Linked DNA regions of Homo sapiens: all the other regions are linked to region 1. Evidence: chromatin contacts called from ENCODE Hi-C or POLR2A ChIA-PET data. All regions are on one chromosome and are shown on one strand. Each heading gives the region's core, a stretch centred on a gene start or an enhancer-like site at or near the end of the contact. The rest is flanking DNA. Distances are from core to core; before and after follow the strand shown. Region 1 overlaps MED13L (mediator complex subunit 13L). Region 2 has its middle 58 kb from the start of MED13L. Region 3 overlaps MED13L (mediator complex subunit 13L). Region 4 overlaps MED13L (mediator complex subunit 13L).

The links. Hi-C counts contacts between places; a loop is a spot of excess contacts on that map. ChIA-PET counts read pairs that join two places held with the same protein, here RNA polymerase II (POLR2A). Pooled maps may share reads with other maps.
Region 2: a pooled map shows a loop between it and region 1 (2.3-fold over the local background). The contact joins two enhancer-like sites. A Hi-C loop is called at or near these places in 2 of 50 pooled maps. POLR2A ChIA-PET finds 5 or more read pairs at or near these places in 3 of 52 experiments (OCI-LY7 and activated T-cell).
Region 3: a pooled map shows a loop between it and region 1 (2.1-fold over the local background). The contact joins two enhancer-like sites. A Hi-C loop is called at or near these places in 3 of 168 maps with a recorded cell type or tissue (gastrocnemius medialis, heart right ventricle and naive thymus-derived CD4-positive, alpha-beta T cell) and 6 of 50 pooled maps. POLR2A ChIA-PET finds 5 or more read pairs at or near these places in 4 of 52 experiments (PC-3, T-cell, activated B cell and 1 more).
Region 4: a map of endothelial cell of umbilical vein shows a loop between it and region 1 (5-fold over the local background). The contact joins two enhancer-like sites. A Hi-C loop is called at or near these places in 47 of 168 maps with a recorded cell type or tissue (A673, B cell, CD4-positive, alpha-beta T cell and 26 more), 35 of 37 single-sample maps with no recorded cell type and 36 of 50 pooled maps. POLR2A ChIA-PET finds 5 or more read pairs at or near these places in 6 of 52 experiments (CD4-positive, alpha-beta memory T cell, HEK293, MCF 10A and 3 more).

What each region holds. Positions count from the first base shown.
Region 1 is chr12:116,234,501-116,237,732 of GRCh38, forward strand. It overlaps MED13L (mediator complex subunit 13L), which reads right to left. Exons shown (of 31, transcript NM_015335.5): 2 at 2,968-3,205. Among named protein-coding and RNA genes, the nearest start is that of MED13L, 42 kb to the right of the region's middle. RefSeq lists an enhancer at 2,675-2,819 and a cis regulatory region at 2,747. Within about 2 kb of position 1,856, at least 7 of the 41 ENCODE cell types and tissues checked have a DNase peak (open chromatin) inside an H3K27ac peak, as active enhancers do; they include endothelial cell of umbilical vein and gastrocnemius medialis, where a contact is called at or near this core.
Region 2 is chr12:116,334,345-116,337,658 of GRCh38, forward strand. No RefSeq gene overlaps it. Among named protein-coding and RNA genes, the nearest start is that of MED13L, 58 kb to the left of the region's middle. RefSeq lists an enhancer at 2,828-2,877. Within about 2 kb of position 1,932, at least 4 of the 41 ENCODE cell types and tissues checked have a DNase peak (open chromatin) inside an H3K27ac peak, as active enhancers do.
Region 3 is chr12:116,122,205-116,125,386 of GRCh38, forward strand. The region is part of intron 2 of MED13L (mediator complex subunit 13L); the gene reads right to left. Among named protein-coding and RNA genes, the nearest start is that of MIR620, 25 kb to the right of the region's middle. Within about 2 kb of position 1,492, at least 11 of the 41 ENCODE cell types and tissues checked have a DNase peak (open chromatin) inside an H3K27ac peak, as active enhancers do; they include gastrocnemius medialis, where a contact is called at or near this core.
Region 4 is chr12:116,141,547-116,144,858 of GRCh38, forward strand. All of the region lies in intron 2 of MED13L (mediator complex subunit 13L), which reads right to left. Among named protein-coding and RNA genes, the nearest start is that of MIR620, 5.5 kb to the right of the region's middle. RefSeq lists an enhancer at 868-1,012 and a cis regulatory region at 940. Within about 2 kb of position 2,010, at least 6 of the 41 ENCODE cell types and tissues checked have a DNase peak (open chromatin) inside an H3K27ac peak, as active enhancers do; they include endothelial cell of umbilical vein, where a contact is called at or near this core.

The DNA of each region.
Region 1 (3,232 bases), core at 606-3,105:
ATTACAGGCGTGAGCCACCGTGACCAGCCAGGAAATGCCAAATAACATAAATAAGCAGCAATGTAAGAAACAGTAAAATGTCCCTATTTAAAAAATGTTACAAATAATGGTAATCTCATGCTTAACATTAAAGCCTGCTAAAAGGATTCTGCTACTATTTATTTATTTTATTTTTTGAGACAGGTGTCACTTTGTTGCCCAGGATGGAGTGCAGTGGCATTATCTCTGCTCACTGCAACCTTGGCCTCCTGGGTTTAAGTGATCCTCCAGCCCCAGTCACCCGAGTAGTTGGAATTACAGGTGCACGTCACCACACCTGGCTAATTTTTTTTTTTTATTTTTTGTAAACACAGGGTTTCACCATATTGGTCAGGCTGGTCTCAAATTCCTGGCCTCAAGCATTTGGGCCCCCTCAGCCTCCCAAAGTGTTGGGATAACCAGCGTGAGCCACCATGCTCCGCCTATAATTTATTTTACCCAAAATAAAATGACTCAAATATATTAGAGAATGAAATAGATTCTAAAATATCTCCACTTTGTATGGCTACCAATTAAAATATTCTCTTTGTATCCTTCAGTTTTTCATGACTGCTATCGTATTTCCCCTTATTTGAAACAAAGTTGTCTTTATGACTTATTTTTCTAATTAAGGCTAGATATTTTCTGTTATTAGGTTGAACCATACATTACCTTTTTCAACTACTTTTACCTACAAAAATGGACACTTCATATAAATGAATCTAAAAACTTGCTCAAAATTCATATTAAAAAGAGGAGACGCACTCAATGAAATTATAATTATTCCATTACTGTAATACTTTCCTGATAGAATACAAAATATAAACAGTTTATACCACTATCAAACTCCAAAGAAAAGTAATCATTCCCAAGAGAAAATATTCACAATACTACATTTAATTAGAAAATTAGAAAAACTGTATGGTACCAATTTCATTTACACATAAAACATCTAAAACTCTTTCAGACTTCAGTATTTTTATTTCTTTGTTCTCTCCATATGATGACTGTTTTCCTAATTTTCTAACTTAAATGTAGTGTTTCTGTAATTTTAAAAATATCTAAAAATAATTCAATCTTTGCTTAACTCTTTACCAAAAAATACTTAAGATATTAATTTACACATGCAATCTAAAGCAACTATCCCAAAATTTAAATGCCCTACTCCTTTTTGTTAACTCAGTAACAAAGCCCATGAAAAATAACACAATAATTTAATAAGCTATTTCTAAGAACACTGACGATTTTCTCCGTTGGCATAGATAAATAAATTTATTCTATATTATCAACTAAATAACCCTCATTAGCAGTTGGGTTTGGTTTCCTCATCATTACAAAATTATATGTACCACACTAACAAAGAGCAGACCAAAAAGCTAAAACGTAAGAGATTAATACAGAGAAACAGAAGATGACAGTCAGAAACAATCATGAAAGATAAGAAAGACACTTTTTAAAAAGCTTTATACCTCTCTACTACATAGGGAAAAAAAGTAAAAATATGTTTTCATATTTTAATGGACAAACAAAAATGTTGTAATTATCTTCTAGGTGACATCTTATTTTTAAAATTCTGATAAACAGAATCCAGATGTTCTGAAACTCTAATTTTACCTAAGTTAACTGCTAACTACATAGAACAGGCTTTGAGATGAATGTTAAGTTCTGGGACTTTGCTGATTACCCAGCTAAGCAAGCAATGTCACCCACAATGGTTCTCTTATTTATAGACCAAATACCCTAAAAAATATCAGGATAAAGGTTTGAGCTGAACAGACAAATGGACCATAAAGTAAACAGTTCAATTAGTCCATTGTGGTTTACCGCCCTCTGGCTGCTGTGGCAGGAGATATCACAGATAAAAAATGGCTGCCAAGAAAAACTAGCAAGGTGTCAAGCAAAAGTTGGCAGGAAATCCTTCAGGCAAATGTAAAAGCTTTAGAACAGAGCCTCGAACATACATTACAGTTAGTTTTACTCCTTCCTTTAAAAAAAAAAAACATTAAAAACATCAAGTAACAAAACATTTCAAACACGATCTGAAATTTTTCAGACACAGATTAACACAATATAGTTTGGAGATAATAAAAGATGGTTCTAAGAGACTAAGTCAAAAAGAGTTAATACCCTAACTAAAGATTAGAATTAGTCTTGCTTGAGAAAATCCCTTTGCATACTAAATAGAAACACTTAGATAAAAAGGTAAAAATTTTTACCAGAAATTCAAAGACAACTGATAAAAGTTCCTGCTCATAAAACTGTGGTAAATATATAAAGCAGCACAGAAAAATGAAACTCTTACATTAATTCAGTTTCCAGATATCAGATGCAATCTGAAGCTAAAAATCAGGCAACACCGGAGCCAATGTTTCCTGGAATCACCAAATTACATGAAAAACAGAAATAAAAGCAAAAGAAAATTTGCTACACCCAATTCAGACCAGATCCCATATATTCATCTTTCCTCAAAATACTATTCAATGTAATCTCACAATTTTGTCCAATTAGGCTCAAAACTAAATTTCTGTATCACTCTCCAATTTTCCACCAAAGAGTTCAGCTGGCAGTGAACCATAACAACCACAGTCCAAGGAAAAAAACAGTAACTGTTCAATTCACTGTCTTGTTAGTTACTCACAATTCACTATCATTTAAAAACAGTGGATCTTAGCCTGGTTTCCACCCCACCGCACCCAGGAGACACAATACTCTCATTTAACAGCAGCGGTTCACAAGGTTCTGATTCTCAGCATAACTGGAAAAGGACAAGAGTTAGGAAAAAAAAACAGGGATGGGAGGAAGAGGGGTGAGAATGTTCCTTTTGAGAGAGACATCCATGAAACACTTAAGATCGTTCTTTTAGACAAGTCTTAATAATCTGTTTGAAATTTATCAATGTTCAAAAAAATATGATGCAAATAATTTTTAAGAAAAAAACAGAAACCTTACCCTGCAGTTCATGATGTATTACACCCACTAGGTTGGGTTCATCTCCCCACCAGAATATCCATAACTCTTTGCAATCTGGTTTGACATCACGACGCCATACACAAAGCAGGTTAGCTTGCAGACAGCGGATGAAACTTAACAGAATTGGATCATCTTGGGCTGGGGCTGAAATTATGGGTCCACAGTCCCCATGCCCTCCAAAATTGTACCTACGCCATTTGATTCCCGTGAGTTCAGCCTGGAAAAAGACAAAAAATTGTAATCG
Region 2 (3,314 bases), core at 682-3,181, 100 kb after region 1:
ACATACTGTTCATTGCCCAACATTCTAGTTAGGAACATCTGTTTAATAAGTGTCATGCCCTAGGTGTTAGATAGTCGCTGTCCTAGTCCCATTTCACAGATGGATAAGCTGAGGCTCACAGTATTCAAGCTGTTAAGTACCAGAGCTAAGAATTCAACTTTTATCTGTCTGAGCACAAAGCCTTGGCCTTAATCACTATATTATTCCTCCACTCTACCCTGTTGCCCAAAGATTTTCAAAACTAACCTTACAGAAATGGTGTATTGTTCATAATTTCTACAGCTTGCTCTTTTTTTTTTTTTTTTTTTGAGTTGTAGTCTTGCTGTGTCACCCAGGCTGGAGTGCAGTGGCGCGATCTCGGCTCACTGCAACTTCTGCCTCCCGGGTTCAAGCAATTCTCTGCCTCAGCCTCCCAAGTAGCTGGGATTACAGGCACCTGCCACCACGCCCGGCTAATTTTTTGTAGTTTTAGTAGAGAAGGGGTTTCGCCATCTTGGCCAGGCTGGTCTTGAACTCCTGACCTCGTGATCCACCTGCCTCGGTCTCCCAAAGTTTTGGGATTACAGGTGTGAGCCACTGCGCCTGGCCAGCTTGCTTTTTAAAATACCACATTTTCTTATGTCATTTAATACTCTTTCACATAATTTCTTTTGGACTGCACTGAGTCTATCACATGGATGCACCATAATTTACTTAGCTAATCTTCAATTATTGGACATTTAGGTTGCTCCTAATTTTTTTAAAAAAAATTTATTTATTTATTTATTTTTGAGATGGAGTCTCACTCTGTTGCCCCAGGCTGGAGGGCAGTGGTGCTATCTCAGCTCACTGCAACCTCTGCCTCCTGGGTTCAAGCAAGTCTCGTGCCTCAGCCTCCCGAGTAGCTGGAACTACAGTCGTGCACCACCACACCCAGCTAAATTTGTATTTTTAGTAGAGACAGGGTTTCACCATGTTGGCCAGGCTGGTTTCCAACTCTTGACCTCAAGTGATCCACCTGTTTCAGCCTCCCAAAGTGATGGGCTCAGGTGTGAGCCACTGAGCCTGGCCAAATTTTTTTAGTAATATATATACATACATATATACACATATATACTATATATATACACACACACATATACAATATATATATACACATATATATGTATTTTTTTTTAGATGGAGTCTCGCTCTGTTGCTCAGGCTGGAGTACAGTGATGTGATCTCGGCTCACTGTAACCTCTGCCTCCTGGGTTCAAGTGACTCTCCTGCCTCAGTCTCCTGAGTAGCTGGGATTACAGGCGCACGCCACCATGCCCGGCTAATTTTTGTATTTTTAGTAGAGACGGGGTTTCACCATTTTGGTCAGGCTGGTCTCGAACTCCTGATCTCGTGATCCACCCTTCTTGGCCTCCCAAAGTGCTGGGATTACAGGCGTGAGCCACCACGCCTGGCTTAGTATTATATTAATGCTGCAGTGAACCACCTTGGAGAAATATTTTCCAATACAACTCTGATTATGTTCTTACCACAAATTCCTAGAATTACTGGATCAAAAAGATTTTGTATATTTAGTATTTAATAGCTATTGCCAAATTGTTCTTTAGAAAGGCAGACCCAATGTGCAATCCTAAGATAACTTGCCTCCTTCCCTCCCTTTCTTCCTTCCTTTCTTCCTTCCATTCTCTTTCTTGAGACAGGGTCTCGCTATATTGCCCAAGTTGGCTTTGAACTCCCATCTCAGGAGATCCTCTCTTCTCAGCCTCCCGAGTAGCTGGGACTCCAGGCATGCACCACCGTGCCTGGTGAAACTATGAATTTCTACTTTCCCACTCGGACCCGTTATGCCTCTTCTTCAGAGATGACTAATCATGAGCTAATTGTGCCTCTCATCTCCTGCAATGGGGAATAGAGTCCCTTTCAACATATAAATCATTCAGTAGTATTCAAATGGTTTAATGCAAATGCAGTGGTAAAAAAAAAAATTGCTCAGTGATAATTTGCATCCCAACCATCATCACTGTCTGCATTAGGAGAATTTATAATCATTTTTCCCCAACCTTTGTGACTGAACCAATGTCCTGAGTATAGGATTATAGTCAGCACCATCAAGATAACTCTGGGTATGGGCCAGGCGCGGTGGCTCACGCCTGTAATCCCAGCACTTTGGGAGGTCAAGGTGGGCGGATCTCAAGGTCAGGAGATTGAGACCATCCTGGCTAACATACTGAAACCCTGTCTCTACTAAAAATACAAAAAAAATTAGCCAGGCGTGGAGGCAGGCACCTGTAGTCCCAGCTACTCGGGAGGCTGAGGTAGGAGAATGGCGTGGACCCGGGAGGTGGTGCTTGCAGTGAGCCGAGATCACACCACTATACTCCAGCCTGGGCAACAGAGGGAGACTCCGTCTCAAACAAACAAAAAAAAGATAACTCTGGGTATGAATCTGTTGCTAGTGGGAGTGATGTGATGGCTTCAGTAAAGGATGATGACGTGGCTGATCTGCTGCAATGACCCCTCTGACTGTAGGTGGTTATGTTGACATGGAGTCCGTCACACCCAACTTCCCTTTGTATGGGAACTCCCCTGCCTGCGGTGCTCTGCTTAGAGGAGCCACGGTCAGCTGTTTTCTGTCTAATTGGACTGGGCTCATGACCTACCGTGTAGTCAGACTCAAAACACAAGAGAATCAGACCTCTCTGAGAAATTTATTTATTAATTCATTTACTTTTGAGACAGAGTCTCGCTGTCTCACCCAGGCTGGAGTGCAGTGGCACGGTCATGGCTCACGGAAGCCTCAACCTCCTGGGCCCAATTGACCTTCCCACCTTAGCCTCTCGAGTAGCTGGAACCACAGGCATGCACCACCACGCCTGGCTAATTTTTGTATTTTTTTTTGTAGAGACGGAGTTTCAACATGTTACCCAGGCTGGTCTTGAACTCCTGGCCTCAAGTGATCTGCCTGCCTTAGCCTCAGCCTCTCAAAGTGCTGGGATTACAGGCATGAGCCACCACATCCGGCCTCTTTCAGAAATTTAAACTTGAAGAACTGAAACAATCGAAGGCAAGCAGGGGGTAGCTGAATCCAGTAGTGGAAAGGGGGAAATTGAAGGGCAGATTCCGTAGTCTAAGAGTTCGTGACTCTATGTCAAGCACAGGCTTGGCCCACTGTTGATGTTCAATACGTATTTGTTGTTGAATGAATGAGCGGAAGGATTTGATGATAGCCGACCTCTCTCTTCTTTCTCCGTCCAGGGTGCCTCCCCCTTCTGGTAGCAGCATCCCCATTCCTTTGGGAGCCTGCCTAGAATGTTAATTCTAGCTGGGGGAATTCT
Region 3 (3,182 bases), core at 242-2,741, 110 kb before region 1:
AAGGATACCAAGATAAATAAACGATTTTGAAGTATCTGCTTTCTTAAAAACTGACTTACCAAAGAAACTCAGTAACAAAGGAGCACAATGCTACATTAATTATGAAATATAGCACTTCACACATAAAAAAATCCAATGACTTACAACACTACACCACCACTGACTGATCAATTTATGCTGCCATCAGTTGCCTGGTAGAATCTATATTTGAAGTCATTAATAACTAAATGGACTTATTACTTATATCAACTTCAACCTATTTAGAGCTCTGATTTCTTGAATTGCTCATGAGTGTAAAATATTCAGTATCACTTAACAAATCTATGTTGGAAATGGATTGTAACCTTCCCGATGTCAATTCATCAAACAAATAAGAATCATGGATAGAAGATACATACTAAAACGTTCCATTTATTTCAAACTATTTGCAACCTTAAGTGATTACAAATATTGATAATATTTGGCAGACAGAAGCACAATTGCGATTCAAAATTTTAACAGTGTACTATCTTCCTAAGGAATCAGCATGGGTTCTCTGCCAGTTGCAGGATAACCAGAATTTTAATGACAGTTTCTACACAGCATTGTAGCAGTTGAGACACGACCCAAGTTAGCATTTCAATGGATCACAAGACTCCCTGTAAAGCCAGCAAACTTTAAATTGAAGGAAACCATAAAACTAAATTTCGAGATAAACTGTACAAGGCCTTCAAAAGACAACTGCTACAGAAAACAGGCTGCAATGTTACTTTAATAGCTGCACACTGAAAAAGAAATCTTGCACAATGGCTGTTATTGACTTCTCAAAACCAAATTTGTCCCCATTTGCTACTTCTTCCAAATATTTTTTAAAATGATTACCATTTTTAACCTTTAAAATGATTAACATGCTCTTAATATGCTCTAGAATGCATAAACAAGGGTCCAGAAGGATTAAAATTAACAGTTATCTCTGCTAGAATAATGATTGTTTTCTCCTTTACCTCTTTGAGTATTTTCCAGATTTCATGACAGGCATTACTTTTATAAGCTTACATCATATTTGAAATAAATTTTTAAAATAAGGATCCTATATTAAACAAGGCTGTATGTTCAGAAATTACAAGGAAAACCAATATTTTTAAAACAGGAATCATCACAAGATAAATTTTGAGACGGAAAAGCAGACATGTGATTCAGTTAGAACATATACATTTAAATTCATCATTGCTACAAATAAACATTTTATAAACTTCCTCTAGGACAATGATTTTAATAAAGATGAGTCAACTACTGATTTCAACATTAGCACAATTGAGAAGTAAAAATTTAAAATATTTCCTTCCACTCTTCAGACACAAACTAATTTGAATAAAAAACACACGCACATGCACACACACGTGCACACAGAAGCTTGCTACTAAAATTCTGACAGGGCAAGTCCCCAAATTGCCTTTTACACTAAAGCTCAAACAGTTGTCTGTCACTGCTATTACTATGAGTAATCCTTGCAGCTGTAACTGTTTGAAATGCAGCTGTCTCGTTGGCATTCTCTCCCCACCCCCAGCCATGCAGCATTTCTGTTCTTGCTACAATAATCTTAAAGAGCATTTTACAGGAGGCTTAGCCCTGGCTGAGGGCACTCTACGGCGTGACCGAGAGAACATGGAAACACGATTCATTAGACACGCCTGGAGTGATAACAATGGTGCTGCTTCTTACTGCCTTTCATTTCGTACATCAGGCTGAGACTAATGCATTCTCGTTACACAACAAGCACATTTATAGACAGGGGAAAACTGTAATCACCTTTGATTAAGAGACAGCATATTTTTCCTATATGAGCTGCCAGCCATACTGACATAGTAATTATTTTTTAACTGACAGGTTAAAATAGCAAATGTAGCAAAAATAACATCTGCAGAGAGAGAGAGAAAGACGAGAGAGAGAGAGAGAGAGAGAGAGAGACAGAGACAGAGAGAGACAGAGAGAGACAGAGAGAGACAGAGACTGACTGACTACTGTGAAGACTTGGTGCACAAAGGTTTCTTTAGACCAAACTCAGTGCCATCTCCTTGAGACCTGATGGGTACCTTGGCTTTTATTTCAGCTTGACAGTCTATGGCAAATATTGCAGAAAGACTCTTACAGAAATTCATTCTATAAATCCAATTTTTTGGAGGCAGAAATTACAAAATTATTTTTGTCACTGAAACAGTAATGACTATTGGTCTACCTTCTTTCCACTTCTTTCACTATAGGACTAGAAAATTCAACAGTAGTATCCTTTTTTCCATTATCTTACAACAAAATAATTTGTTCTCTTCACTTTGTTATCTACTTTTACTAGATAATAATTTGTTTTCCTTAATATAAAATGCTACTCCAAGACAGAAAAAAAACTGCTTTCTACTATACCACAGTTTATAAAATGTAACTTTGGTTAAAAACAAGAATGTAGAATAATTAGATCAGTCTATCATTTCACTTAACGCCCATCAATCCCTGCACCTGGTGAAGGTTTTAACTGTAAATATAAAGGCCCTAATTTAAATTAGAAAAAAGTCATAAGCCACATTATACTGACAACATATAAAGTCAGTTTTCTTAAGGAATTTTAAAAAGTGAACCACCTTTCCATACACACAAATGCAATCTTCTGTTGGTTTACACATGTGTGTTGCTGGGTTGTAGTTTATAGAGAATTTGGTAGTTGACAGGAAAAAAATATTTGTCATAAATTGAAAGATCATAGTTAAACCAAAATATTGGAAAATACTTTTTCAAAGTTAGCAGTCTGTACAATTAAGCAATTAAAAAGTCTCTTTTTTAAGCTTTCTACAACACTATTGATTTTTACACTAAGAATGTGCTACAAAATAAAACAATTTGCACATGTGAAAATTTGTTAAGACAGAAAAGAAAACTAACCAATAATAAAAAAAAGTTAAGTCTGGTTCACAAAACTTTGAAACCTGTAATAGCTTTTCAAAAAATAATTATGTAGCCAGGCAATGTGGCAGGAGCCCATAATCCCAGCTATTCAGGCTGCTGAGGTGGGAGGACACATGAGCCCGGAAATTCAAGGCCAGCCTGGGCACTACAGTGTGATCCCATCTCAATCAATCAATCAATCAATGCAAACGGTTATGTACATACAACAAACAAATTTTTGTAAAACAGCAAAATGCTTTAATAATTTT
Region 4 (3,312 bases), core at 760-3,259, 93 kb before region 1:
TTGAAATTTTTGCTTTATCCTAACTCTCTTGACAGTCTACATCCAGGTAGCCAGCTCTACCTTCAGAATGATATCTAGAACGTGAGCACTTCTCACCACCCTCACCACAGGGACTCTGGTGGAAGCCGTCCCCATCATCAACCTGGATCATGACAATAGCCTCCCGTGGGACCTCTGCTTCTGTGCTGGCTCTCCCCAACCCAGTGTCTTCTCCATGTGGTAGCTAGAGGAATCCCTTAAAATGGTTAAGTTAGCTCACTCATGAGCTAACTGGGTCTGCTCAGAACCCTTCAATGGCTTCTCAACTCTGAGAAAGGTTCCACTCTGGTCTTTAGCATCCTTCATAAATTGTCCCCCACACCCTACCCCAGCTTCACGCCCACTGCTCTTCCCCTTGCCCACACCACTTGAGCCATACTGGTCCTTCATCAGACCAATTATACTCTACCCGATGACCTTTGTATTTACTGTTCTCTCTCCCTGAAATGCTCTTCTGACAGATATCCATCCCCACACCTCTTTTAGGTCTCACCTCATATGCCACCCAATCAGACTTTCTCTGACTACCCTACTTAAAATAGCAACCATCCTCCTTCACTGCTTCATTTTTCTCCATGTCACTAATCAGCATCTGGTATATTTTATGTGTTTACTTCTTTACTATCTTCTCTACCAGAGCTAAAAATCCACAGGAACCAAGATTTTAGTCTGTTTTCTTCACTACTTTATTCTCAAAGCTTCAAACAGTGCCTGGTAAATAGTAGCACTCAAATACTTGTGAACAACTAATTTCTCTTATCAAGTAAGCATATAGCAATAGTCCTATAGCTGTTCCCTATCCAAGACAAAAGACATTAAAAGCCAGACTCAGTGGCTCACACCTGTAATCCTAGCATTCTGGGAGGCCGAAGCAGGTGGCTCACCTGAGGGCAGGAGTTCGAGACCAGCCTGGCCAACATAGTGAAACCCCATCTCTACTAAAAATACAAAAATTAGCCAGGCATAGTGGTGCACACCTGTAATCCCAGCTACTCAGGAGGCTGAGGCAGGAGAATCGCTTGAACCGGGGTGGCAGAGGTTGCAGCAGGCCGATATTGCGCCACAGCACTCCAGCCTGGACGACAAGAGTGAGGCCCAGTCTCCAAAAAATAAAAGTAAAAAAAAAAGTTCACTTTATTTACTACTAAGTTCAAGTATGCACAATTGATGTATGTGTGCATAAAAATAAAGTGACACTTTTACATTACACACAATTTAAAAGCAATGTTAAGTCAAATTTATTAAATTGACCATTATAATATGATGGAATTATACGTTTAAAATTTAAAACTATTCTTACAGTGTAGTTAATTATTAGAACTCCAAGCAACCAAGCTCTTGCTTATATTCAAATCAAACAGGTGAACTCAAAACTGACTTTTGTTTTATCTTATCTACTGACAAGTTTCGTGGGCTCAGGGTCTGCTGGCTTCAGAAAGAATTACAGGTTTGCTCTCGGCCAAATGACTCTATAATCGATGTTGACTGCTTAATTCTGAACTACATCAGTAGCTAACCACTGATGATGAAATGCCCAGATTTGGTTTATTTTCTTTACTGTTTACATACTGTAGAATAAACATTTGGGCAAGAAATACAGATACTAAAGGACCTCAAGAAATTTTCAAAATATAGTACACCTGCCAGGCACAGTGGCTCAGGCCTGTAATCCCAGCACTCAGGGAGGCCGAGGCAGGGCAGGGGTGAATCATTTGAGCCCAGGGGACACAGCAACACCTTGTCTCAAAAAAAAAAAAAAAAGAGGGAAAGTGAGAAAAAGAAAGAATGAATGAATGATTACCAGAGCCACAGAAATTTAGCATGCTCCTGCTTCTTGAAAGTCTACTTAGATCCCAATTCATAATGGGTGTGTCCTGAAGTTTCAATTGTAAGTCAACGATTTGGAATCCAGAAAGTTGTTGTGCTACAGGAACAACATTAAGTACATTAGCTAGGTTCCCGGCTTGTCCACAGCAGCTGATATCACATTAATTTATACTTCCTCTCAGAGCTGACTCATTTCCGTTATTCTCTGGGACTCCCTTCTAAAATGTTTCCATCAAATTTTTCATTAAATGACTTTTGTGGCCTAACCGATATAAACAATGATCCTACTTGCTACATGTCACTATGAAAACAAACTGCAGCGCAAAGCAAGAAAGGAAGAATAATTGAGATTACTTATATCTCTAGAGAAGGATGGACCTCACTAGGTTGTTCATATTCATAGACAGGATATTAAAGTTACAGATCCTAAACCATGAAAAATGAATATACAAAAACTATTTCCAAGAAGAAAATCACAGCAACTTGTACCTTAAAGGTTATGGATTGGCTAAAAGAGACCACACACTGGTTCACCTCCTTTAAATCCCCAATTATTTCACCAATACTACAGAACTTAATAGAAGCCAGGTGATTACCCAGAGCCACAGAACAGGCACACAGGCAGTTTCTCTTTGCTTGGCCTTTCCTTTGCCCCTGTGTTCCATACACAGCACACAAGAAAGGATTCTGACTGAGCTGAGAAATTCCTGCTATTTCACTGCCCCAACAGCTTAACTCACAGCCCTGAAATACTCACACCATTAACTCATGTGATTCCATTTAAAAGAATGTTTCACAAAAACCTTTCCTCATTACTAAATGAAACTCAGCCATCACCGATAAAGTCCACATCCTAATTTTGGATGAGAAGTAAGGGTGGTGCCCAACTACTCCTCAAATTTCCCCCATCTCTTGTCCTTCACTGTCCCAAAGGGCCCAGCTCCCAACAGTTCGACCCTGATAGTGAACTGAGATCCCATTTCTGAAATTCTGGGTGATTCCAAAACTGAGTTTGGTCTGAGAATCTTTGTCCCAAATCTATTTCCTCACAAAAAAATTCCCTAAAGAAAAAGCTTACCCCAAAACATAAAATCTTGGCTCAAAGCATGCTCAATATAAGTTCTGCATGTTTGTGGTTAATCAATGTGGCTAATACAACTAATAGCTGACCTACTGTAGTTTTTACTATGAATTCAGAGTACATTTTCTGAAACTCCAACTACTTTATGCAAACATTTTTAAAGATTAACTGAGATAACACGTAAAGGTGCTTAAAATAGTGTCTCTGGCAGAGAATATGTTCCATAAAAGTGAGTGGGTTTTGTTTTCCCAAAAGGTAAGTCATCTGGGCACTGAATCTGATATGCAATTAGCAACATGAAATAACCTCTCTCTGGCTGCTGTACATTACCGTATCTAAGGAATTTAACTTATCTGCTATCTAAT